Linked DNA regions of Mus musculus: regions 2 and 3 are each linked to region 1. Evidence: chromatin loops called from intact Hi-C (ENCODE). Cell type or tissue: heart. All regions are shown on one strand.

Region 1 (8,000 bases):
TCAATAGTAATGTTGAATAGTTATAAACTTTTTCAGAATCTATAGATAATGGTTTGTTAATCCAGTCCTGTTTAGCTTGTCATTTAAAGATTCCCCTAAATGTTTGTTGTTAAGCACTTTGTTAACTTTTTTAGTTATTTGGATATCTATTAGGGTTTTTTTTTTTTTACCAGTTTTCTTGGAGAAATTAAGCTAGAATTCTACCTTGAGGTAGAAGTATCAGGCCAAAGGATACTTGAAGGAGAAAAGGAACATTTTTTTCTGACATGTGCAAGTCTAAAAGGAAAGTGATTGAACACTAAGAATCAGACGCTTGGAACACAAGAGAAAGGAAGAGCGGAGTCTCTCGGGGAACTCAAGCAGGCTGGAAGACATTCAATAGCCAGAACTGATGTTGTTTCCCCTTCCTTCAAACCTTCCTTCGTCTCCTGGTGAATCCACTTGTATCTACCATCCCTTGCTAAGCTGTATTCCGTCTTGACACACACAGCTTCAGTAGATGATCATTAGTTTTGACCGGCGTGTCTTGTAGAGGTATAAACCATTGGTTTCTGTACTTGTGGGTGGCATACCTGTGGTTCGACCAGCTGCAAACAGAAATATTTGAAAACAACAAAACAAAACTGTCTGTGTTGAACATATGCTACAGGCTTTTCGTATCCTGTCAATGTCGCCAAAGAATCTGATACAACAATTACTTCCTTAGCGTTTGTATTGAGCTGAGTGTTGGTAATACAGTTAGTTTAAAGTATGTGGGAGTGCATGTAGGTGATATGCAAATACTGAGACATTTTATGTAGGGATTTGAGTATCTGGATTTTCCTGTCTGCAGGTCACTTGTCTACTTTATGTTACCAAAAAGCCTTTGCTGGGCCAGCATGACCTCTTCAGCTTCGAGGGGAAGCCTGCTTGTTCCTCTCAGGAAGAGTGGGTGACAGAGGCCGGGACAGCGAGGACTATGAAGAATGCTTGCTTTTATAAGTACTGCATGTGTGAAGCATGTTGATTTGAACCTGCTTTATTGCATCAGTCTCTTACCGCTATTGAACTGAAAGGCCCAAGGCTCCCTGCGGAGCTCAAGCTGACAAGTTGAAATGACAGGATTCTTTGGCTCTAAGCTACCCTTTCCCACTTTATTAGCTTAAGCTTAACAGTTCTTTACAGATCCTGTAGCTGACTTCACAGGCTCAATAAAATGCTGCCTAATCAGGATCTGTCTGTCTGCAGGAAAATAGGCTTTCTTATTTTTCCTCGTTTAGCTGTTGAATGGCAGTAACCCTTGTGTGATGTGACTGTCCACTTTGGCCTTTATCTAAGAAAAAGGACCATGACTGGATTTCAACGGGTTGGCTTTAAAAAGCCACTAATTTAGGCTGAGTTGTGCTGAAGAGCTTTTTTTTTTTTTTTTTTGCAAGGAGGACTCAGTGCATTTCTTCACCACCCCCCCACCCACCCTTTTTTCCCTGTGCAGACAGCAAGCTCAGCTGCTAAAACAAAGCAAACCCAGGGGGTGGTGCACACCTTTGATCTGTGCCCTTAGGAAGCAGAGTCAGGCAGATCTCAAAGTTAGAGAGAGTTCCAAGACAGCCATATTGTTGTTTGTTTTAAGCTAGGGAGGTGAATTAAGTTTAGCCAAAGCTTGCAAAGATTCTCAGGAAAGTATAGAATTATTTTTCTTCTCCAGTACTAGGAACAAAGTTTTTCTCTTGGTCGTCTTTAGGCCTACAGGTTATGAAATGAAAGTCATGCAGCACATTGATTATATTACTAAGCATTTGTGATAAAGCTTACACTAACAATTTTTTAAAAAAAACATTTGTTTTGTTTGTTTGTTTGTTTATTGGGTGTGTAAATACAGGTCCTTATATGCCCTGGAGGGAGAGAGGGAGGGAGAGAGAGTGCACGTGCCAGAGGACAGCTCTTGGGAGTCAGTCTGCTCATAGGATCAGGTTTGGATGGTTGGCCTTGCACAGCAGACTCTTATCTGCTGAAGGATCTTACAGACCAGCTTTGACAGTATTTCTTGTTTTGAGCTCTCTGGATAAGAGACCCGGGGATTTTTATGTCGAAGCTGTTTCTGCCTTGTAGAAAGCAGAACAAAGGGAGAGGAAAACTTGTCCTAATTATTAAGGTTGCGCCTTGCTCAGAGATGTTTAACAAGGCAGAATTGTAATTCGTATGTATCTGGAGAAGTACCGCATGATTTAAAGAGTGCTTTCCCAGTATTGGTTTTATTGTAGCTGTAAAGGCTCTAGAGTGCAGATCACGCTGGCAGGTCTGTCTGAGGCATCCACCTACCATGGATGTAGCGAGCTGGAGAGACTTCTCCCAAGTTCATAGTGCAGAAGCAACAGGATACAATGAATCACTTACAGTCCATACACAAGCATGCTCCTAACTTGTCCACACAACTTGCCCACACAGCAGGACGTAACCAGTGGGGAGCACTGCTCTGGTGGCTTGTAGGTTGGGTTAGACCGAGTTCTATTGCTGAGTTCACGGACTTGGCTGAGCTGCAGGGATATTATTTGTAAGACTGGGGTGACACCTACCTTGTGGATGCTTGTGTGATCCCCCAGAACAGATCACTTTTTTTTTTTTTAAATCCCTGTAAAGCCTTCAGAAGCTTGTCACAGACACGTGACGTGCTAGTGTTTTCCGAGAACTGCTCCTGATTGTACCCAAGTCGAGTTCCACGAAACAATTGAGTTAGAGTATGTGTGAATTACCTGTTAGGGTTTCTTATTTGATCTTGAGGGAATTTAGAAGGATCTGAAAATGTGGAAGAGAAAGAAAATGGCCTCTTGTAGACCTGTATGATCCCCGGGGATCAAGAGTGGGTGAGCCTTGCTTATTAGTTCAGTGGTTGTTTTGACTTTAACCTTGACCGTCTCCACCCGTGACCTCAGTCGTGCTGGGTTCCCTCTTTCTGGGTTTGCTTAGCTTCTTGGCTTTTGCGTGGGGGATTTTTGTCTAGGGTACCTTCCCCACCCACTTTCAATGGCAAAGTCCTTATCTGTGTGTGTAACTACATGATTGGCAGTTGTTTTATTAACTTCTAAACCCTGATTAGGTATTCGGCTTAGTGTTCCCAGAGTACCATAGGCTTGCTCTTAGCATTCCACTCAGCTTTTATAATTGCCCACTTCTTTGTCCCACTGGTCCGCTGGGCTGTGCAGTCTCAGAGGACAGAGAGTATGTCCTGTTTGCTGTCGTCTCTCCAGCACCTAATATAGCCCTTAGCTCCATGACATGGTTTTGAGTACATAAATGAATGATGGTGTGTGAGAGTTGGTTCTCCTGTCGTTCAAGCTCAGTGTGTTTTTGGTTTTCTATTTAAAGTTTCAGAGCTGCCTAGAACTGGCTAAACATAACATCTTTGTTTTGACAGTAGACTGTTCTCTAAAAAAAATGGTAGAGGAAGACTTTTCAAGTTGGATTTATTCTTCAGTGTGTCTGGTTTCTTTTAGGGTGTGTTGCTGTGCAAATGCTCTTTTGGTCGAGGTTTGAGAGGCTTAAAGGTGGCCACAGTGTCTTCACTACGATAGCTTTATCTCCACCTGTTCCTTGTACCCTGAGTGCATCCATCTGTCTGTGGTTGCCTCTATGATCTTCTCTGTCCCTGAATGACTTAGGGGATGGAAAAGTGGTGGTGTTACCACAGGCATTCGGATGTCAGCTCACTTAAAATATGAGTTGAAAGGAGAACCATCTAATTTCCACTAATGAATTGCTGTGTGCTTCTCAGTGTTAGGAAGGGCATTGACTGAAATATTTTTACGTAGGAAAACTTTAAAGATGAATCACTGAAAGGTGTGTCTGTCAGTACTAGAGGATCTCTCTCTCTCTCTCTCTCTCTCTCTCTTTCTTTCTTTCTTTCTTTTCGAGACAGGGTTTCTCTGTGTAGCGTTGACTGTCCTGGAACTCACTTTGTAGACCAGGCTGGCCTTGAACTCAGAAATCTGCCTGCCTCTGCCTCCCGAGTGCTGGGATTAAAGGGGTGTGTGCCACCATGCCCAGCTGCTAGAGGATTTCTTGACCAAAGGAATTACGTTTAATACTGCCTAATGTATTTCTGAGAGATACTTGGTAAAACAATTCATTTCGGTGTGGGTGCAGAGAGGGATATTTTTGATCTGGTTTACAAGGCACAATAGAAATAGAAAGAAATACTGATTTCATTCATTCATTCATTCATTCATTCATTCTGTCCCCCTGCTAAGTCTTTATTGGGGGCTAGTTGCAGCAGGAACTTTTCCAGGGGCAGGAAATAGAGCAGGAAAGCAGTCCCCGAGTATTTATAACACGTTCCATTTCTTGTACTGATTGATGTTATCCTGATGAATTCCATCTTGAGTAAGTACCTTGCTGCGGTCTGTTGTGTGACTGGAGGTTCAGGAAGAAGCACACTGGCGTGCTGTCTGTATTTTGTCTGTATTTTCTCTGTCCCTGACATTCAGTTTAAACATTTATGTTTTATTTGTGTTTAATCCTTGATTTGTCAACCTGCTATCAACTTTGGTCATGTTCCTGGCTTGGATGAAACGAGCCAATAAATGCTGCTTCCCTCAAAAAGGAAGGAGGAGATGAATATGGAGTTAGATTGGTAAGGAAATTACCCACATAGTTTAGCATCCCTTCTGTAGCTTTGAAGATAGCGCCCTCTTGTGGCGTGCTGTGTTTCTCCTCATTTCTTGGATAAACTGCTGAAAATTATATAAATTCATGGCTCTGTTGGAGTTAAATCACATTTTAAGTGGTTTATTTAGAAATAATTGATATGTGGTGCAACATTCATTCATGTAACATTTGGTACAGTTTAGTGTTTTTAATGGAATTACAGAGTTATGCAACCATCTTGCATCATGCAGCCTTCTCATTCTTATTTTGGGAGTATTTTAATCTCCTCTCAAAGTAGACTCATACCCCTCCCTTCTCTGTCCCTTTCTCCAGTGCCTTGGGGCCGGAGATATTCAAGAAAATGTACTTTCTGCTTCTATAGACTTTTGTAGATATTTCACATAATGGGAGCTATATAATACCTGGACTTTGTAGTTTCTCCCCCCCATGATCACATATTAGGGCTCAAGTCCTTTCTTGCTAAAAATACTCTGCTGTGTGACTCTATCTCTGTAATACTTTACAGCTTACCGACTAGTAGACCTTTGGGTTGTTTCTGCTTTTAAAGCTTCTTTATAATTAATGTTACTTGGGAATGTTCATCTGCGAGGTTCTATGTGGGCACATGCTTCCATTTCTGTCGTAAAGCACCTTGGAGTAGGGTTATGAGGTCAACTGGTAACTTCACGTGTAGCTTTCTGAAGAACTTCAAGACTGTTTTCCAAATAGAAACTCTCAAAACGTAAAGGCCAGTCCCCCAGCCCCCCAGCCCCCCAGCCCCCCAGCCCTCCAGCCACCCATCACTGCATTTGGAACTCATCCATTCCTTGCCTGAGAATGGCAAGCAAGCCCCAGGAAATCCTGTTTCTGGGCCTGAAACTGGGATTACGGTGCAAGATGTAGTTTCTAGAGATCCAAAACCAGGTTGTGTGGAAGCGCTTTGCAGACCAAGCCCTCTCCTCAACCCCTCAATGGTTATTTTTCTATTAGGTTCTTCTTTGTAGTTTTAACGAAGTCCACCAAGTTAAAGTTAGTTCCTTAAAATGAAGCAGTGTCTGGGGACTAATGCTGAGCAGTGATTCCAGCAGGCTAAGCATCCAGCTGTGGAGGAGGCCCCACTCCCTTCTGGTGTCTCCTGTGGGAAACTCCATTTCCTTAACTTTTCTTTGGGGCTGCTTTCTTCTTTTCAAAACCATGGCTATCACATCTCCCTGTTAGCTAGGGCCCGTCCACGAACTACTGTAAGGTCATCTCAATTAGCAATCATTGTTCTGTTTGCTGTGTGCCTCATTCAGGAGCTCCTGGGATCCAGACGTGGACATCTTTGGGCAATTGCCATACTTCTTAATTAAAAATTTTGCAGCATATACTGGGAAAATATTTTCTTCTTAATAGGCAGGGATTCTAGACTTGGGCTCTGTGATGAGCAGTCATGGAAATGCATCATGTCCATCAAAGCCCAGGAGACTGCAGCCAAGACCCCCTGCTTGCCAGCAGCTCTGTACAGAACAAATTTAACATTTTTGCATGGAACTCTCCAGCCCAGTAGCTTAGTCACCTCTACCCCCCAGTACTTGTGACCCCAGCAAAGACCCAAACTACATATGTGGTTGCCAGGGGGCAGGGTGATGCAGATTAAAGACAGAATTGAGGAAAACCTTTAGCAAGTCCTTCCATGGATCTTATCACATGGTAATACTGGCTTGAAGCCCCTCACCATGATGGAGCTCCTAAGAACCTAAAGCTCAGTAAATTTCATTGCGTCTTTGGGCTTTGAGAAACAGCAATCACCATATAAAATTGGGTAATGATTCTTTACTGGCCCTGCTTCTGGGAAGCAGACTAAGGCAGCTGTGATGCTAAAGCCCTCAGATGCTTCCTCTCCAGGCCAGGCCTAGAGAAGCCCTCAGTGACTGAGAGGAGGCTTGTCTGGAGGGGGTGGGGGGGGGTGTCAGGGTCTGTTCTGTAGATGACCTGTATGGGTGCTATTCTGTCCTTCCAAACATTTAAAAAATGAATTGTGTGGAGTCTGCACTAAAAAGCATCCCTACTCACTGTTCTCTGAGAATGGAAAAGCAGCAGCACTCAAGACCTCCTTCCCCTCTGCATGAGCTCAGTTCTTTTCTTATCACTGCATCTCACAAGCAGTTTCCTCCAGGAGACTCGGGAGGTAAACAAAAGGTCACCTCTGTGGAGGAACAGAAACTTGGAAGATCTCGCGGTCCCTCCCCAGCAGTGTAGACAGGAGTGAACAGTGGCGAGGCAGGAGACTGATGAGAACAGAGCTGCAGAGAGGAGATTCTTGGAAGGCCGAGCTGCCTGCGAGCTGTGCAGAGGGCTCCAGAGTTGCATGGGAGGTTGAGGAGGGTCTTCAGGGATGCAGCTGCTTTCAGTTCACCCTTGTTGCTTCTAAGGAACCCCCGCCCGCATTTATTAGTAACACCTCAGTGGCTCCCCACAGTGATTTGCTGCAGTCATTGCATTGCCTGTTCTGAGTTCCCTTTCTGGGGTGTGTTGTGTTTCCCCAGAAGTCTGTCACGCCGGTGTTCATAACTTCCTTAGTTTTCCTACGGTTTTGCAAACAAGTTCATGCATGCTCTTCAAATATGCACTGGGCTAATTCAAATTCTTTGGGTCACACTAATGTACTTTTTAAAAATATTAGGATCAATTTGCCTTCAAAGAGGAAACTGCTGCTCAGCCATTGACGGTTTGTAACACTGATTCTGAATGTGGCAGCTAAGGCTCTTTGTGAGTTGACCTGCACAGGAGCCTCAGGTCTCTCCTTTGACTTGCTTTAGATAGGATTTGAGTCCTTTGACTGTTTTTTTTTTTTTTTTCTTTTTAAATTTTGTTTGTTTGTTTATTTGAGACAGGGTTTCTCTGTGTATCCCTGGCTGTCCTGGAACTCACTCTGTAGACCAGGCTGGCCTCGAACTCAGAAATCTGCCAGCCTCTGCCTCCCAAGTGCTAGGATTAAAGGCGTGCGCCACCACCACCCTGCTGACTGTTTTGTTATGAGGTTTCTGCCTCCAACCTTCCTCTGGGCACTTGAATAATATTATAACTAAATGCTGATTAATGTAAGCAAGAATAGGGGGGGGACTTGTTTTCTGCTGTATCCGTTGGCACCGTTGGGTAAGCCCCTTGCCCTCCTTTCTGCCTTTCCTGATGCATGGTCTCAGCCATCCGTGGTACCCCATCTTCCGGTTGGTCAGCTGTGTTCAAGAAACATCATCTTTTGCCTTTTAGTCTCATTATTTTCGTGGTAACACATCCTGGCATCACACAGAGTCTGAGAGAGATTCAGCTAGTTAGGGAAAGGTCAGCGCTACTTATCACTGCTGTATATTAACACATTTGTCATCTTCAAAAGGTAG
Region 2 (8,000 bases), 910 kb before region 1:
TCAATACTACATCAAACCTTCAAAAGTTCTGGGTTTCCACCCGATGTGGCTTAGGGACTGAACTAAGCAAACCCTACAAAGACTCTTGTGAAAATATGTGTGCTTCCAGGTTCAGCTCACCTCCAAACATGAATGTCTCCTGATTTTACTACCTGCTTTAGGGTAAAATCCACCATTCTGTGAATCTCAATCAAAGAGACAGAGGTGGAGGTGGCAAAAGCTTTTTACTAAGAGCATGACCGTACAGGGAACAGCAGAAGTGTGATGAATGGTCTGTCTTCAATGTGCTTACAGGTCCTAAAATTATATAATGAGAAGAAAGAAAGACAGGTACTAGGTATTTCATAGAGGAGTCCAGATTGCCATGATCTACTGTGGGTCCAACAAATCACTCCCTTGACCCATTATCTCAGGATATACAATAGAGTCTATTAATGTCAGAGTCAACTCTGCATACAGAATACTCATTGCCCTCTGTCTTAAGATGTTCTCCAGTCAGAATCGTTGTTCCTTTATCTAAGATAACAATAGAAGAATAAGACCATTGTATTGGCTAGTTTTGTGTCAACTTGACACAGCTGGAGTTATCACAGAGAAAGGAGCTTCAGTTGGGGATGTGCCTCCATGAGATCCAGCTGTAAGGCATTTTCTCAATTAGTGATCAAGGCGGCAAGGCCCCTTGTGGGTGGGACCATCTCTGGGCTGGTTGTCTTGGGTTCTATAAGAGAGCAGGCTGAGGCAAGCCAGTAAAGAACATCCCTCCATGGCCTCTGCATCAGCTCCTGCTCCCTGACCTGCTTGAGTTCCAGTCCTGACTTCCTTTGGTGATGAACAGCAGCATGGAAGTGTAAGCCGAATAAACCCTTTCCTCCCCAACTTGCTTCTTGGTCATGATGTTTGTGCAGGAATAGAAACCCTGACTAAGACAAATTGGTACCAGCAGAGTGGGGTATTCCTGTGACAACCTGACCATGTTTTGGGGAGGACTGTGGAAGGACTTTGGAACTTTGGGCTTGAAGATCCATTCGTTGTTAAGAGCTCTGTCGGATGTTGTGTAGGAGCTTGGAAGATAATGTTGAGAACAGTGCAGAAGATGGAGGCCTGGCTTGTGAAGTTTCAGAGGGAAAATTAAAGACTCTTTTCAGGGACATTGCTATTTTGGAGTTTGATTATTCTGTGGTTCTGGTTAGCTGGGACTGAAGAATCAGTTGTGATTAACAAGATACCAGAACTACTAAAGCAAAACCTTTGCATTACTGGGACTATTGATGCTGGTTAGCTGGAGCTAAGAAATTAGCGGTGATTAAGAAGAGACCAGCATCATTGAGGTGACATCTTCTGGAAGTGTTTTCTGAAAGCACAAAGAGGCTGTGTTCCAGAGATGGCCAAGGTTGTACTCCTGCTGCCGTGGGACTTGGTAATATGTAAGGGTCACCCAGGTGGTACTGGTTTTGAAGGCATGAAGGGGTCACGCAAAGCAGCTGAGGCTCGGCACTGTGAGAGGCCATGGAAGGCCATTGGTGAAGGTGCAGCCTCAGTTGCAATTGATGGCCCAGGACTGAAGGGGTCATGCAGTGTTTTGGAGATGCCAGTACCATGAGATGACCACCAAGAGCAGCAGCAGCAGTGGAGTAGAGGCATCTGGAGCCTAGAGGATGACGCGTGTGCTACAAAGGGCATGGCTGGAGAAGTGACCCAAGCCCTTGGAGGAGCCCAGAAGATCGTGAGTTGGATCCCAGACATTGAACGGTTGGAGATTGATTTTTGCTTTTGATTGTGACTGTGCCCTGATATTTTCCCTCTTGAAGGAAGAAACTGTTTTAGTGATGCCCACAGTTAAGAGACTTTTAATTTAAAAAGACTTTGGATTTTTAAAAGAGATGGATATTTTAAAGAGATTGAAATTTTAAGAATATGTAAAGACTGTGGGACATTTAAAGTTATTTAGACCTTGGGGATGAATAAGAATGTAAGGGTTGAGGCTTACTAGTGATGTGTTTGTGTGTCAAGTTGACAAGGGGTCAGTTGTATTGGCTAGTTTTGTGTCAACTTGACACAGCTGGAGTTATCACAGAGAAAGGAGCTTCAGTTGGGGATGTGCCTCCATGAGATCCAGCTGTAAGGCATTTTCTCAATTAGTGATCAAGGCGGCAAGGCCCCTTGTGGGTGGGACCATCTCTGGGCTGGTTGTCTTGGGTTCTATAAGAGAGCAGGCTGAGGCAAGCCAGTAAAGAACATCCCTCCATGGCCTCTGCATCAGCTCCTGCTCCCTGACCTGCTTGAGTTCCAGTCCTGACTTCCTTTGGTGATGAACAGCAGCATGGAAGTGTAAGCCGAATAAACCCTTTCCTCCCCAACTTGCTTCTTGGTCATGATGTTTGTGCAGGAATAGAAACCCTGACTAAGACAACCATTGCATAGAAGAAAGGGAAAAAAACAAAACGAAGTCAGAAACAAGATGGAGTTGGCTAGATTAGTAACTGAGATCTCTCTCTAAAGTCCCTGTGATCAAGTCATCTTTTTCACTTTTATAGGAGTGGATCTGTTGGTAGGGCTTCATTAAAGTATCTTACCCATAGAAAGTAATGAGCAATAACCAGATTGGTCCCTAACATTCTACTTCATGTTAGATGTATGTTATGAGGATTCTAGATGCCACCCCTAAATTGCTCTTCCTTAAAAGCTCACAGAAACTTTTACATCAGCAGACTAAGTGCAACTTTTCATCATAGCCTTGCCAACATTTTCAGTATAGACTGTGTGTGTGTGTGTCTGTGAGTGTGAGTGTGTGTATGTGTGTTCATGCCATGAATGTGAAATTCATATGGAGGCCAGAGATAGACATCAGATGTCTTCCTCAATCACCTTCTAGTTTATTCTTTAAAACAGAATTTTTAACTGATCCAGAAGCTCATAGATTCAATGAGGCTGACTATCCAACGGACCTGAGGGTCCCTCTTGTCTCTGCCTCCCCAGCCCTGGAATTTCAGGATCATACATACTGCCTTGCCTGGCTTTTTACATGGGTTCTTGGGATCAAACTTAGACCCTCATCCTTGCATGGTGAATACTTTCCTGATAGGATCATCTCCCTAGCTCCCTAATTTAGTCTTGAAGACATCTGGCAACTGATGTAGAAACAAAGACTGTTTTAAACACAATGCTCTTGGAAATTATGAAGCCACCCAGTCTCTCCTCCTTTCTGGGGAGCTCAGCTAACTGTGCTTTGCCCAAAACCCCATGCCTTGAGCCTCCCACAGACATCTCCCTCCACCCACCGATCAAGCGCCGTGTGCTCAGGCTCTTCTGACTGAAGCTGGAAGAATGAGCTAGCAACCTTATCTTCATGCCCCTTCTTGCCCTCCGTGTTTTGATGCCGCCTGTTTGGGGAACATTCAACACATTCTAAGGGGGGGCCACACAGATGCTCAGCCCGAGCCAAGCTGATCATTGCATAATTGATAAAAGGCCCTTTGTATGCACATTCTATTTAGATTACTGTGTGGAGCAGGTGACAGGTGTTCAGAGAACACGACCCAAGCTGCCTGTTGCTGAGAACATCCTGAGACCAGCTGGGGCCAGAAGCCCAGAGGAAATCCCCATAGTAATTTAATAGTTCACAGGAGCTTTAGGTTAGTGAGAAATACAATGAAGAATTAACGATAGTGACCACCCACTGCAGAAGGGCCTTTGTGCTTTCTCCTTGATAGTTCTACTTATTATTTCGTTCCCAAGGAGATCACTGCAGGGTGACCAAGAGGAAATTTCTCCCTCTTCACCTCTCTTTCTCCTCCCCCCTCCTTTGCCACATAGCATGCAATTAATAGAAATTATCCAATGAAGAGAAATTTACTCTGAGAATACCAACTTTGCTAGTAACAGGGCTGGCGGATGTTGCCAGCTTCTCTTTCCAAAGAACTTGTATGAGGGAAATGATGCCAATGTTTAAAATATGAAATGAAACTGATAAAGTATCATTTTCGTCAGTGCGTCTCAAAAAGTAAAAGATGGAAATTCAGATCGAGTTGGATTGTCAGCATATGGGTGGTAGATGGTAACTGGTCTTGGGGTGATGGTTAATGGGTGCAATATGCCACTCCCTGCTGTTGCAAATACTTGATGCTTGCTTTAAGGTGCATCTGACCATCTTAATGAAAAACTATCATGTGTGTTGTCTTTTGGAAATTGTACTTTTGAAAATCATTTTTTTCCAGGGAGAAGAGGGGAGACCAGTCCATGAGTAAGATAGTCCACAATGGTACACTTTCCAGAAATAGTATTATAAAGGCATCAAACAGACGTGGAGGTTTGCCTCTACATCTTGCTTTGACTGGTGATATCTCAGCCCTTATTTTGCAGTCTTAGTCCCACAGTGTTCTGGTCTGTGCATACCTAGTAAATGTCCTTTCAGAAGAACTGACTTGGCTTGAGCAGCTGTTGAAAGAGGCAGGTTTGAATCACTAGAGTTCACTTCCAGGCAGATAGGTAACAAACATTGCTGGTGGTGGTCCCTGAAACCAATGCATCTGAGTATGCACACACTGCTAGACTGTCTCTTCGTTCTAGAAAGAAGAGAACACTAGAGGGCAGTGTTGTCATTGAGAATGACTGCAGAGTTGCAGACAGCACACTTATGGACTCTTCTAAACGATCTTTTAAACAGTAAGAAAAATCATCCTTGAACAACTTCTGTATCGCTTAGGCAACCCCACGATCAACACAGCTCATTACTGTCTTGTGTCTAATACAGAGCATGTGAAAGTGTGCAGTAGGCTGTGTTATCTGTGATTTTGTGTCTTTACAATCAAACTGCTGCCATGCTAGAAATATGTAGCCTATTTTGTCTTGTCATTTGTTGTTAGTCTTCTTGGCACTATGGCAAACATTTGACATAAGCAACTTAAAGCAGAGATGATTTTTTTTGTCAAGGGTTTAGAGATTATATCCCATAGTCTCTTTCTCTGCCATTTGCAGGCCTGTGCTGAAACAAGGATACCATAGCATTGGGAGCATGTATTGCAGGCTGCTCACCTTAGGGTGGCAGGAAACAGAGGACTAGGAAGAGACCAGGACCTGTTCTAGCCTCAAAAGAATGCTTCCAATGACCTACTTCCTGCAACCCTGTCACACCTCCTAAAGTTTCCAGAACCTCCCAAAATAGTTCTAGCATCTGGGGAACAAGTGTTTGAAATATGAGTCTATGGGGGCACTTCATAGTCAAGCTGTAACATCATTTTTTTCCTAAATGGGACAATATGGCAACTATTTATATATCATTGGCATGGCAATAAGTATTCTGTATGATCTACAGATGATTGAAAGTGTGGGGGAGAATGTTGGTAGGCTGCATGCAAATACGTTTTGATACTGTGCCTCTGTAGCCGTTGGAATCTATGGGGAGTCCTGAACTGAAGGACAACCATTTGTGTTTGCATTTTCATAAACTGGATGTTTTCAGGCTTGGGTATGATACATTCTTTCAAACTCTTAAGCCTAAGTTAAAACATAGAAAGTTGAAATGCAAAATTGAATAAGTTAACACTCTGTAAATATACACCATCAAATATACACCATCAAATATACACCATCAGACTCAGAATAGTTCACACAACACCTTGGCTGTCTAACTGCCATCAACCTTCTTCTTTCTTTTTCTTATTTTATCTTTCCAATTTCTCCTCCATCTCCACCAGCACTACTCTGTCCCAATTTCATGTGCTTTTTTTTTTTTTTTAAACTCATGGAGTCTCCTAGTGCTGCCACTATGTGCATGGGTATAAGGCCATCTACTGGACATGGGCATTCTCTCAGGGCCCACGTTCCCTAAGCCCTCAGTTTGTGACTTCATCCCCACCCATGCTTAGGATTTTGTCTGGCTTTATCTTGCACATATAGTCATAGCCACTGTTCCTGTGTGCAGCTGCCCTGTCATGTCCAAAACGACACAGTTTCTCTGTATTTATCAACTACCTCTGCTTTGTACTATCTCTCTGCTCCCTCTTCTGTAGTGAGCCCTAAAGCCCTGGGAGGAAGAGGTATTATATAGATGTGCTATTTAACACACGTGGGTCATTATTTTCTGAGCATTGACTAGTCGAGGGTCTCTGCAAAACATAAGCTTCTCTGATGAGGCTTGGGAGATGCACTAGTCCATGACATGAAGAGAAGACTAGTTTGCTGCTATATCCATTTAGCAGCATAATAATATTAGGTTCTCTTCTAGAGCCTATGACTTAGCAAGCTGATAGGTTCTTGGCCCCATTGATGCTGCTGAGCATGAGTCACATCTTGTGGAGTAGGCCTTTACTATAATCAGAAAACGATTGATTGCTCCCACGACATCCATGCCAGTATTGCCCCAGTGAGCCTGCCCTGCCAGGCCAGTTGTTATTAGAGCTCACAGGGCTCACAGATGGTTTGTTTTCTCCCTCAGTAGTTTACACGGCACCTTCCAGCACTGTGACATGCAGTCAGTAGAGAGGAAGCTTCCAGGTCAGTACCACTTTGATTTCCCAACATTCTATGACTAAAGTGTATGGCATCTGCAACAGAGTCTTACCATCTGGAGACAATTAAGAGCAAGGCAATAGCCTGTAACATCTAGAGGCAGTCTATGGGACCCTGCTAACCACAATTTGAAAAGAGGTACCCCATATTTTACATTGCTTAGCTTTTTATTTGATAGCCTATGTCATCTAGGAGAGGAATTGTTTTCCAATTAGAGGTCAACTCCATTTCAAACTCTTTATATATGCATATATGTATGTTTTATTTTGTATTTAAGGTATGATCTCACCATGTGTTCCAGGCTGGCCTTAAATTCACTATGTAGCTCAGGTGAACCTTGAAATTGGAAGCCTTCTGCCTCAACCTCCCCAGTACTTGAATTACAAGCCTATAAGCGTACAAGACCACACCTGGATATTAGCATGTCACAATGATGTACTAACCTGACCATTTCTGGTTGTGGCTATGGTGCTTCATACGTGTGGATTTCCCATCATCCAGAGATCCAGCCTTCTGTAGTTGGAGCTGGTTACTAGATTTTTTGTGATTCAAATGGTACATCACAGTTCCTGTGATGCAGTTTTCTTTCCTTTACCCAGACTACAGTTACCGCTTAGTGTCTCAGACACTAGTGTGCTTTCTCTTCTGAAGTTACATCTATTTTCTCTGTCTGCAAGAGAAGGATGTTCATTGCTAGCTCTGTTCTCTAAAGGAGAAACAGAGTGTGAAAATTCATCCAAGCTCACTTCTCATTCATGTCTGAAACTATTTCCAACTAATCTCATGGTATACAATATCACTTTATTATCTAGTCACAGAGAACAGAAACTAGAACACTTTCAAGGAAAATACATGCTAAATTACTGGAAGAAACAGCAAGCATGGTTATTTTTATTCTTCTAATTGACATTTTAAAATTATAAGGCAAATTTTTGCACTGAAAAGGCCCATGTAAGTTGAGTGAGAAGATAAGCTACAGGAACTGAGAAAATTGGTAAAAGATATGAGTGGCTATGTCACTAGAGAGGGCATCCAGACAGTATGTATTCAGCAGTATCAGCCACTAGGGAATATATATTAAAATCCAAAGGAGATACAATTGTTGCCTGTTACTTAGATTAGAAATGGGAACACCACCAAGTGCTGGAGTCATGAGGAGAGAATGGATCATCCAAACATTGTGGGCACCATTATGAAAATGGGGCACTTACTCTGGGAAACAATTTGACTATTTTCTGCATAACTAAACCTCTAGCTATCATTTGGGCTAGCAGTTATACTCTCGGGTATTAGTTTTAGAGAAATAAAAGGATATATTCAAAGTAAAACTATATATGAATGTTTTTAGCTATTTTTTTTATCAACGCTTCCAACTTGCAACTAGCCTAGAGGGTCTTCAGCAAGTAGACAGCAAAACAAACCAACACACACACACACAGGTGAATATTACTCAGTTAAAAGAAAAAGGACCCCGGCATAGTCTCACAAGAGAC
Region 3 (8,000 bases), 100 kb before region 1:
TTTTCTTGAACTTCTAAAGCAAAGTAAATATAGATTTATTAAGGAAAAATGAGAATGGTCTCCTGGGAGTGGGAGGGTCCCTGGTCAAGCCTTTCCCTTGTTTACAGCATGTGGTTAACAAGGTTATTATAGTTCTGATACCAAGGGACAGGACAGAGGACAGTTAGGCAACTCACAGTCTCTGCCACACTGTTATTTTAACATTTTGATTTTTTTTTTAAATTTTGGTCACCTTTATTCTTCTGTAATCTCTAGAGAGAATAGTAATGATGAAAAAACTTGATATGATGGGAATAACCATTTCTCAGATGGCCACAGTGTGCTACTAACATTGAGAGAATATGCGTAATACCAGCTCTGCTTCCAGCCCTCCTTAGACTTCTGCATACCATTGCCTGACCGGGTGGGCGTTTCGTTACCTTCCAGTTTCTTTCTCACAGTGTCTGGTGTAGTGACCACCTACCTTCAGGGCAGGTGAGAGGAGAGATTGGTATTTTATCTAACTCCTCTCTCTCCTAACTTCTGGTTTTGATGGGTCTGCAGTATAATGTTCACCATTGCAATACTCTCTCTGACTTAGATCACAGCCCATCTTTAAGGCCTCTTTAATGTTTCTGCAGGTTACTTTACATTCTCCAGCCTGTGTTCAGAACCAACTTGAGTCATCTCTGCTTGATTCTTTGTACTTTGCCCAGAATTAGTACTGGGGGGTTTTGACCCCCCACCCCCACCCCACAGTGTAATCATGGAAAAAAAAACACACCAAAAATAGTCATGGCGTTAAAGTGCAGTTTGCACGTTTTCTAACACTAGAGATTATATGGCTGCGTTGCTTCCTGTCTGTAGTCACGAACGTGTGGAAACCTTCAGGAGCCATGAATTCGACTTTGAAAAAAGAGATGCACATAAAAAGATTCTTTGTGTATCACTCTAGAGACACAGGAAGTTCAAAAGAGCATGGCTCATTGATGATCTGGCTAGCACTTTCCATGCACTGTGTAAGTTAGTTTAAAGTAAGAGCAGGCATATTTATATTTTTCTCTTAAGCTACATAGTCATAATAAAATTATTTTGAAGAGGCCACGAAAACAAGCAGCAGGGCTGGTGTTTACATTAGAGACCTTCCCGAATGAAGGCACGCAGGGCAGGATACAGCTGTTCCTGCTGTTTACCTACAGGGGTTGCATCCTCACCACACAGTCCACAAGGCTGGGCGCAGTGCCCTCTGCTAAGCCTTTCCTTTTGTCTCTGAGGACCTTTCCCCTTGTGCTGGGCTGGTCTATCAGAATGGAATGGCTTTAGTGATGTCTCATTTCAGGAAATGTTTAATGTGTCTCAGGAAAACTATAAATAAGTCTCATGTCATTGTTACACCAAAGAACACGTACAGCTGTTGGCTTAGATAATTAGGATGTCCCACCTGTGATGCTTAGACGAGGTTGTATCCAAAGAAGTGCCTGCATAATGTTATTTTCATCTATTTTATCCAGTGCATGAAATTGCTCAGCACCACATGAGAGTCTCAGGTGTCACATGTTAGTCAGTGGGAAGGTTGTCATTTTCGACAGTGTTATCTTGAGATCTTAACGGTGATTTTGTCTATTTTTAGTCTGTATGTAGCACTTCAGTCATCTTGACCAGGAAAGTGAGAGCAGAACTCTTCATTTGTTTTAAGGGCCATTATTAAACAATGTAGGGTCTGCTTGTGCAAAACCATGGGTTCTGATTTATTTAACACACCACCCTCAACTCCAAGCAGCAGCAGAAGTAGCGCCAAGGAAAAAACCAAACCAAACCAAACCAAACCAAACCAAACCAAACCAAACCAACCAAACAACAACAAAAAAAACCCCAAAAAACCAAAAACTAAACAAAAACAAAACAAACAAGCAAAACTCATTTTAAATAAGTCCTGTTCTCAAAAAAAGTTTTTTTTTTTTGCTTTGGCTTATGATTTGATTTAGTTTAATTAAAGTAAAATAAATTGTTCCTGTCCATTCAAGTCCTAATCTTTTTTTTTTCCTTTTTAAAGATTTATTTATTTATTTATTATATGTAAGTATACTGTAGCTGTCTTCAGACTCTCCAGAAGAGGGAGTCATTACAGGTGGTTGTGAGCCACCATGTGGTTGCTGGGATGTGAACTCAGGACCTTCAGAAGAGCAGTCAGTGCTCTTAAGCACTGAGCCATCTCTCCAGCCCCAAATCCTAATCTTAAGATCTCTCTTTTTATTTGTGGTTTAGAAACTTGAAGCAAAAAGACTTTTTTTTTAAAGAAGTCCTCTAAATCCTAGGTTGACTTCTGACTTGCTGCGCACCCAAAGATTACCTTGACTTCTAATCTCTAGTTCTCAAATTTGCCACCACTCTTCGTCTATGTTTGGGTTCCAACTCAAGGCTTCATGCATGCTATTTAAGCATGCTAAAACTGAGCCATAGCTGTGGCTCAGAAAACTCTTAATAGGTTAAAATTTCCATGTTGTGTGTGCTTGAACTTGATAGGACAGATGATGGGTTTTTGTATAACATAGAAGATATTTCTTTAGATTAAGAGAGTTGGTCAAACAGTCCTATTGTTTTTTTTATGTTTGAGATAGAGTCTCTCTATGTAGCCCTAGCTATCCCGGAACCCACTTTAGCAGGCTCTAAATCATAAAGATCCACCTGCCTCCCCAGCTCCCCAGTGCTGTGATTAGAGGTGTGGGCCACCACGCCTGGCTGAGCTCAAACACTTCTTAATAGAGTATTATTTTGTATACATTCTCTTGATTTTGAAAAACTGCTCTTTCTACACACACAAACACACACACACACACACACACTACAGAAAAAAAAAAGCCAACAGTAACAAGAAGTCACATCTTGGTTTCTAGTAAAGTGAATGCCTGGTCTCTCCTATTTATAGCTCTTAGGGGTTCACTTAATCGTCTAACACAAGAATGTTCACTAAGTAAAAATGCAAGCCCTTTTAGTAGTTTCTACATTTTATGTGTGTGGGTTTTTTGCCTGCATGTATGCCTGTGTACCACACATATAGCTGGCACCTGTGGGAGTGGCACTGATCCCTTGAAACTGGAGTTCTAGACAGTTATATGCTGCTACGTGGATGGAATCAAATCTAAGTCCATTGGAAGAATAGCTAATGCTCTTAACTGCTGAGCCTTGTTTCTAGTTCCTACAATGACTAATTTTGATATATATTTTTTGTAGTATTCTCTCCATTTTTTTTTTTTGTCTCATGCAGTACTGCACTGTTTGTTAGAATTAATTATAATGGAGGCAAAAATAAACTAGGGGCTATGGGGTAGATGGAGGCTCGTTGCTAGCACGCCTGTTTAGCATCTAGGAGGTCCTGGCTTTGCATCCCCAGCACCCTCTCCCCTTCCAAAAAATAGTCTTAAAAACTTCCATGTAGCAGGTACAGCAGAATGAGTTGTGGTCATGCATATCCAATGCAGGCCATACAGGAAACCCGTGTTCATGATGGACTCATGCTGCATAGGCTGCCTGTGGCTCTGTGGTTGAACCACTAGCCACAGATTGGCCAGGGGAGGGCTACCAAACCTAAAGGCAAGTTCCTATTCAACCTGTTAGGTCACCTCCAGGAACAAGCTGACTTATAAACCATTTCCTGGTGAGCCACATGGGGAGGGAGAGGATTTCCTGAGCTGAACCCAGACTGTTGTTACTCAAAACACACCAAGACCCTAACCTTGAAACATCAGAAGCAGAAGGGCCAGGGCTCTTGGCCAAGTGTCACTGCTGGTTGTGACTCTGCTGTCCGGGGATGGTTCTTGGATCTCAGAATTGATTCCAGCTCCTCAGCTTCCACTTTTGCTCATTCACCTTCCCTGGTCTCTGATGGAGACCAGTGGAAAGTGCCTTTGGCAAGCTGTACAGACTCAACCCAGCACCCGGAGGAAAGCTGCTGTGCAGAGACTTAAAGGGAAACACCCAGTTAGATCCAGCTTGTGCTGAGTGTTCTGTATCTTGGCAAGGCAAACACCGATTGTTTCTCTGCTCGGCTGGTGGATCAGCACCTTGGTGTCCTTAGCTCCTTTATCTCTGTGTTTATTCACACGATTTTCTCTGTTTTCTTTACCACTTAAGTGGCAATCAAGGTACAAAGTCCTTTGCTGGGTTTCCGCATCATGACTCACCCACGTCTTCCAGTGGACTCTCTTTGGATGTAATATATGGAGCTAAGTGAGAGGAGGTTTGTGGTTAACTCATGGGTTACCAGCAGCTTCTTAAACAGTGGCTATCCTGAGTCTGCCATTTTTTTCTTTGCATTTTGTAGACGAGTCCTTTCATCCTACTGTTATCTATAATATTTTAATATCCATAACATTTAAGTGACAGACTTGGTGCTGATGGGCTTTGATACTCCTCCATGTTGGCCCCAGGGGTTGGGGTCCTTTTAGTTTTGCATCTAGGCTTTTTTGTTGCTGACTGATAAGTCCTGCAAAACTAGGCAGCTTTGAAACAGTGGTTCGTCATTTCTCATGATGATGCCACATTGGCTGGTGAGAGAGTTCCTGGCCTTGCTCATCTGCTCTGTTTGATCGGTGGCTGACTTGGAAGTTCCTTCCAGTGTCTGCCCTTTTGTCCTCCCTAGCACTCAGCTTCTTTTTCACTGTTACTTTTCTCTTAGAGGTAGGACAGGCTTCCTTGCTTGGTGGTTTCAGATACCGTTCCAGAAGACTGACCATCGGTCAGGTACAGATTGCTGGGGAGATTGAGGAAAGAGGGTCACAGTTTGTGGGAGAACCCCATCTCTAACAAAAGAAAATCTACACAGTAGTAAGTTTGGCAGAGGCGAAGCCTCTTGAGTTTCCTACTACACAACTCACCTGTGCCACTGTGGCACCTCCTGTTCCTCAGGGCCCGTTCTGTCCTCACGTGTTGGAGAGGCTCATTACAGACTTTACCCCACCCAACTCTTAGAGTTTGCACCTCTCACATGACAATCACGTACTTGCTTTTAGCTCTGAATGCCCCCTTCCTCCGCAGTTTTTGGCCCGGAATTATTGATTTCTCTCCATCTGGAATATTCCTTATTGCCTATTATTTTTTGAGCTAGTTGCTATATATACTTCAGACTTCCTCCTCAGGGCGTTTTCTAAGGGTGTTCCTGATGTGACACCCTAGATTCTGGGAAACATAACCCTTCCTAATAGTTTCCTCTGTTTTTCCTTTAGAACTTGTTTTTTGTCTTTCCTGAGAAACTCGTACTGTGTCCCAGGGCAGAAACAATGGCTGCCTTCCCAATGGCCTGTCTACCACCCATGACAGTGGCTACTTAAGTACATCCCTTAGTTTATTTGCTTAGAACATAACTTCACTGTACCCTTGGAATTGCTCGTTCTTCTTAGGGTAGCCTCTGGCTCCTCCCCCCCATTCCAAGGGAACTTTCAGTGTCCACCAGGGTGGCCTCAAACTCCCAGAGATCCTCCTGTTTCTACCTCTCAAGTGTTGGGATTAAAGGCAAGCACCACCTTCTCTGGCTGAAATCAAGTCTCTTGGCAAATAGCCTCATGAGATATCCATCATGGAAAAAGATCCCTCATCTTGATCAAGTCTTCAGGGGACTGTAAACTATGCCAGGGACTCCGGATGAAACTGTGTGGGATCACAAATGATAACCAGTATAGTCACTGCTGCACTCTGCATGCTCTCTGGACTCCAGGGACAGCATGTATGAGTGGATTACTCAAGTTGAACTAAGAATGTTTCTAAAGGTCGTTATTGAAAGAAATGTCAACTTCCCTGGATTCTCATTTTTCAATGGAACATGTATTTGGTTAGAGCCTAAGGTAGTAGTATTTCCTCTTTCAAATCAGCTGTTTATAAGATTATTTTTTAGTAGATTGGATTAACTGAGAAAATGTAGGATAATGTAGGATACTATAGGGTAGTACTTCATCTAAACCATATAAAGAGCCAGTTTTTATTCCAAATGGTAGCCTAAGTGGAAAGAGACTTTATTAATAGAGAACTCGGAAGGGCTAGCTGGCAAGGTTGGAGTAGGATCTCCTGAAAGGTTAGAACATAGAATAGAAAGTTATGAGGTGTCTCATTTTATCTCTTCTCCTGATCCCAGGCTTTCTGACTTAGGCCACTTTCCATTCTGTAACTGTCTGGTGTCCCGCACCTTCTTACTCTGAGTTAGTTAGCTGATTTGGTTTGGAGTGTGAGGCCTTTGTTTGGTTTGGGTTCTGGGGATTCAGCCCAGGGCTGGGTGACTTCTAGTAAGCACCCCACCACTGAGCTTTATGCAGAGCCTCTGTTGTGGTTTGTGGTGTTTAGCTTGCGAATGGTAGTTGTGGTTTTCATCTTTTACGGTGTTCTTGCACCATCAAAAGGATTCAAGTTGCTGAGGAGGTGGTGTTCTGCATTGTCTTGTGTGGATTGCCTCGACTCTGGAATAGATGTAAACTCCTTTTCCTTTATTGTGTTCTCTGTCTGTGCAGTGGCAGAGTTCCCTGGGTTTGCTGGGGTGGAGGGAGGGGCACTGCTCTGCATAGCAACTTTGTGTTAGATGGAGAAGAAAAGATAGGTTGCTCGGAGGAGGTTGCTCTCTCTGTACACAGGTTCATTGTCACAGGTATTTGTCATTGACTGCTGAAAGTGATCTAAGACAGACTTGCAGGCCCCACTCACATATTACCATATTCCACAAGGCTAACGCTGACTGCATCTGTGATTATAACTGTTTGGTTCATGTTGAGGGTGCTTCTGAATACAAGAGTGCATTGTCTCACTTACAGCCTGTAATGACAGACACATCACAAGTGGCCGTTTTCCTTACACCACAGCTCCCATTGTGGTTGGATTTTATTTGAGAAGGTAGTTATTTTGGAAAGAAGGAACTACACCTTCCAGCCTTAAAAGGCGACCTTGCAAGTTTTAAGTGTTTAGAACCTCAGCCAAGAGACTAGTTGCCTATGAACTGCAGTTTCAGAATCTTTCCAGGTGGAAGGACACAGTTGAATGGAGGGACCAAGGCCAAGCTTTTGTTATGGTGGCAGTGCCGGGAGAGGAAATGAGAACAGTTGGGATTCCTGCAGGCTGGAGGAGCAGTTGAGTCTGGGAGAAAACAATGCATTATTTCTTCCCACTCGCCCTTGACAAGTGGCGTCTTCTAGTTTCAGTGTAAGCAGCGCTCCTGGTTCAGCCTGAAAAACTACTTGTGAATTCACTGTAATATCAGTGCCCAGATTCTATCCTCAAGAGTATTCCAGGGGCGTGCTGATTGTTGGCTGATTGCCCGCTCTGGGAAGAGAGTCGTGCTTGCCCAGGTCCACTGTCAAAACACCACCGCCGTGGCCGGTGTTACATAGGTGGCGACTGTTATCGCCGTGTGCAGAGCTGGGAAACATTGCACACAGTTGGTTCCGCTGTCAGTGTGAGCTGGCTCTTTCCACAGGGAGATAGATCCTCATGCAGCACATTACAATGACGAAACTCTAATAATATGAGGACCATGGTCATGCATCAAGTTCTTTGGTACACTTTGTCTTACTTTTTCAAGTAGGACTTTTCAAGATAGGGTTTCTCTGTGTAGTCTTGGCTGTCCTGGAACTCACTCTGTAGACCAGGCTGACTTCAAGCTCAGGTACCCACCTGCCTCTGCCTCCCAAGAGCTGGTATTAAAGGTGTGCACCACCACCTCCTGGCTTACTTGTTTTGGTTTATGAGACGGTCTTACTGTATAGCCTAGTCTGGTTTCCAACTTGGCGTCTTCCACCCTCTCCCTCCACCTGCTAGCATCATAGCATACGTGTCCTATTTTTTTCTTAGTTGGTCACCATAATAGTACAGAGAGATAAATGCTGTCTGCTCTCCCAAACTTAGCATGGTCTCTATTTAGTCCCAGCAGCTTGTATTTTCCATTTGCCCATCTCTCTGAGAGTCAGATCTGAGTATGAATGGAAGATCTGAGACTGCAAAGTATTTTGCTCATCTCATAGTCAGGATTTGTGATCAGTAAAATATGC

The links. A loop is a pair of places that touch in the nucleus more often than their neighbours do. Peaks named below come from ENCODE experiments on the same cell type or tissue, not always from the same donor. Only the 100,000 strongest peaks of a DNase experiment are listed, where the experiment ranks them.
Region 2: it touches region 1 in a loop (6-fold over the local background); 6 of 42 quality-filtered maps call a loop at or near these places.
Region 3: it touches region 1 in a loop (8-fold over the local background); 5 of 42 quality-filtered maps call a loop at or near these places.

The regions. Positions count from the first base shown.
Region 1 is chr6:94,078,000-94,085,999 of GRCm38, reverse strand. The region is part of intron 1 of Magi1 (membrane associated guanylate kinase, WW and PDZ domain containing 1); the gene reads left to right. Among named protein-coding and RNA genes, the nearest start is that of Gm52867, 150 kb to the left of the region's middle. In heart, CTCF peaks have their summits at 4,666 (motif pointing left) and 7,081; a DNase peak (open chromatin) is centred at 4,669; H3K27ac peaks cover 2,691 bases.
Region 2 is chr6:94,983,131-94,991,130 of GRCm38, reverse strand. No RefSeq gene overlaps it. Among named protein-coding and RNA genes, the nearest start is that of 4930511E03Rik, 43 kb to the right of the region's middle. In heart, a CTCF peak has its summit at 4,582 (motif pointing right); no DNase peak of the experiment used is centred here.
Region 3 is chr6:94,182,809-94,190,808 of GRCm38, reverse strand. The region is part of intron 1 of Magi1 (membrane associated guanylate kinase, WW and PDZ domain containing 1); the gene reads left to right. The region is part of intron 1 of 4930511A08Rik (RIKEN cDNA 4930511A08 gene); the gene reads left to right. It overlaps Gm52867 (a long non-coding RNA gene), which reads left to right. Exons shown (of 2, transcript XR_003956333.1): 2 at 1-2,844. Among named protein-coding and RNA genes, the nearest start is that of Gm52867, 41 kb to the left of the region's middle. In heart, CTCF peaks have their summits at 2,089 (motif pointing right), 3,557 and 7,073; DNase peaks (open chromatin) are centred at 3,708 and 7,048; H3K4me3 peaks cover 572 bases; H3K27ac peaks cover 4,118 bases.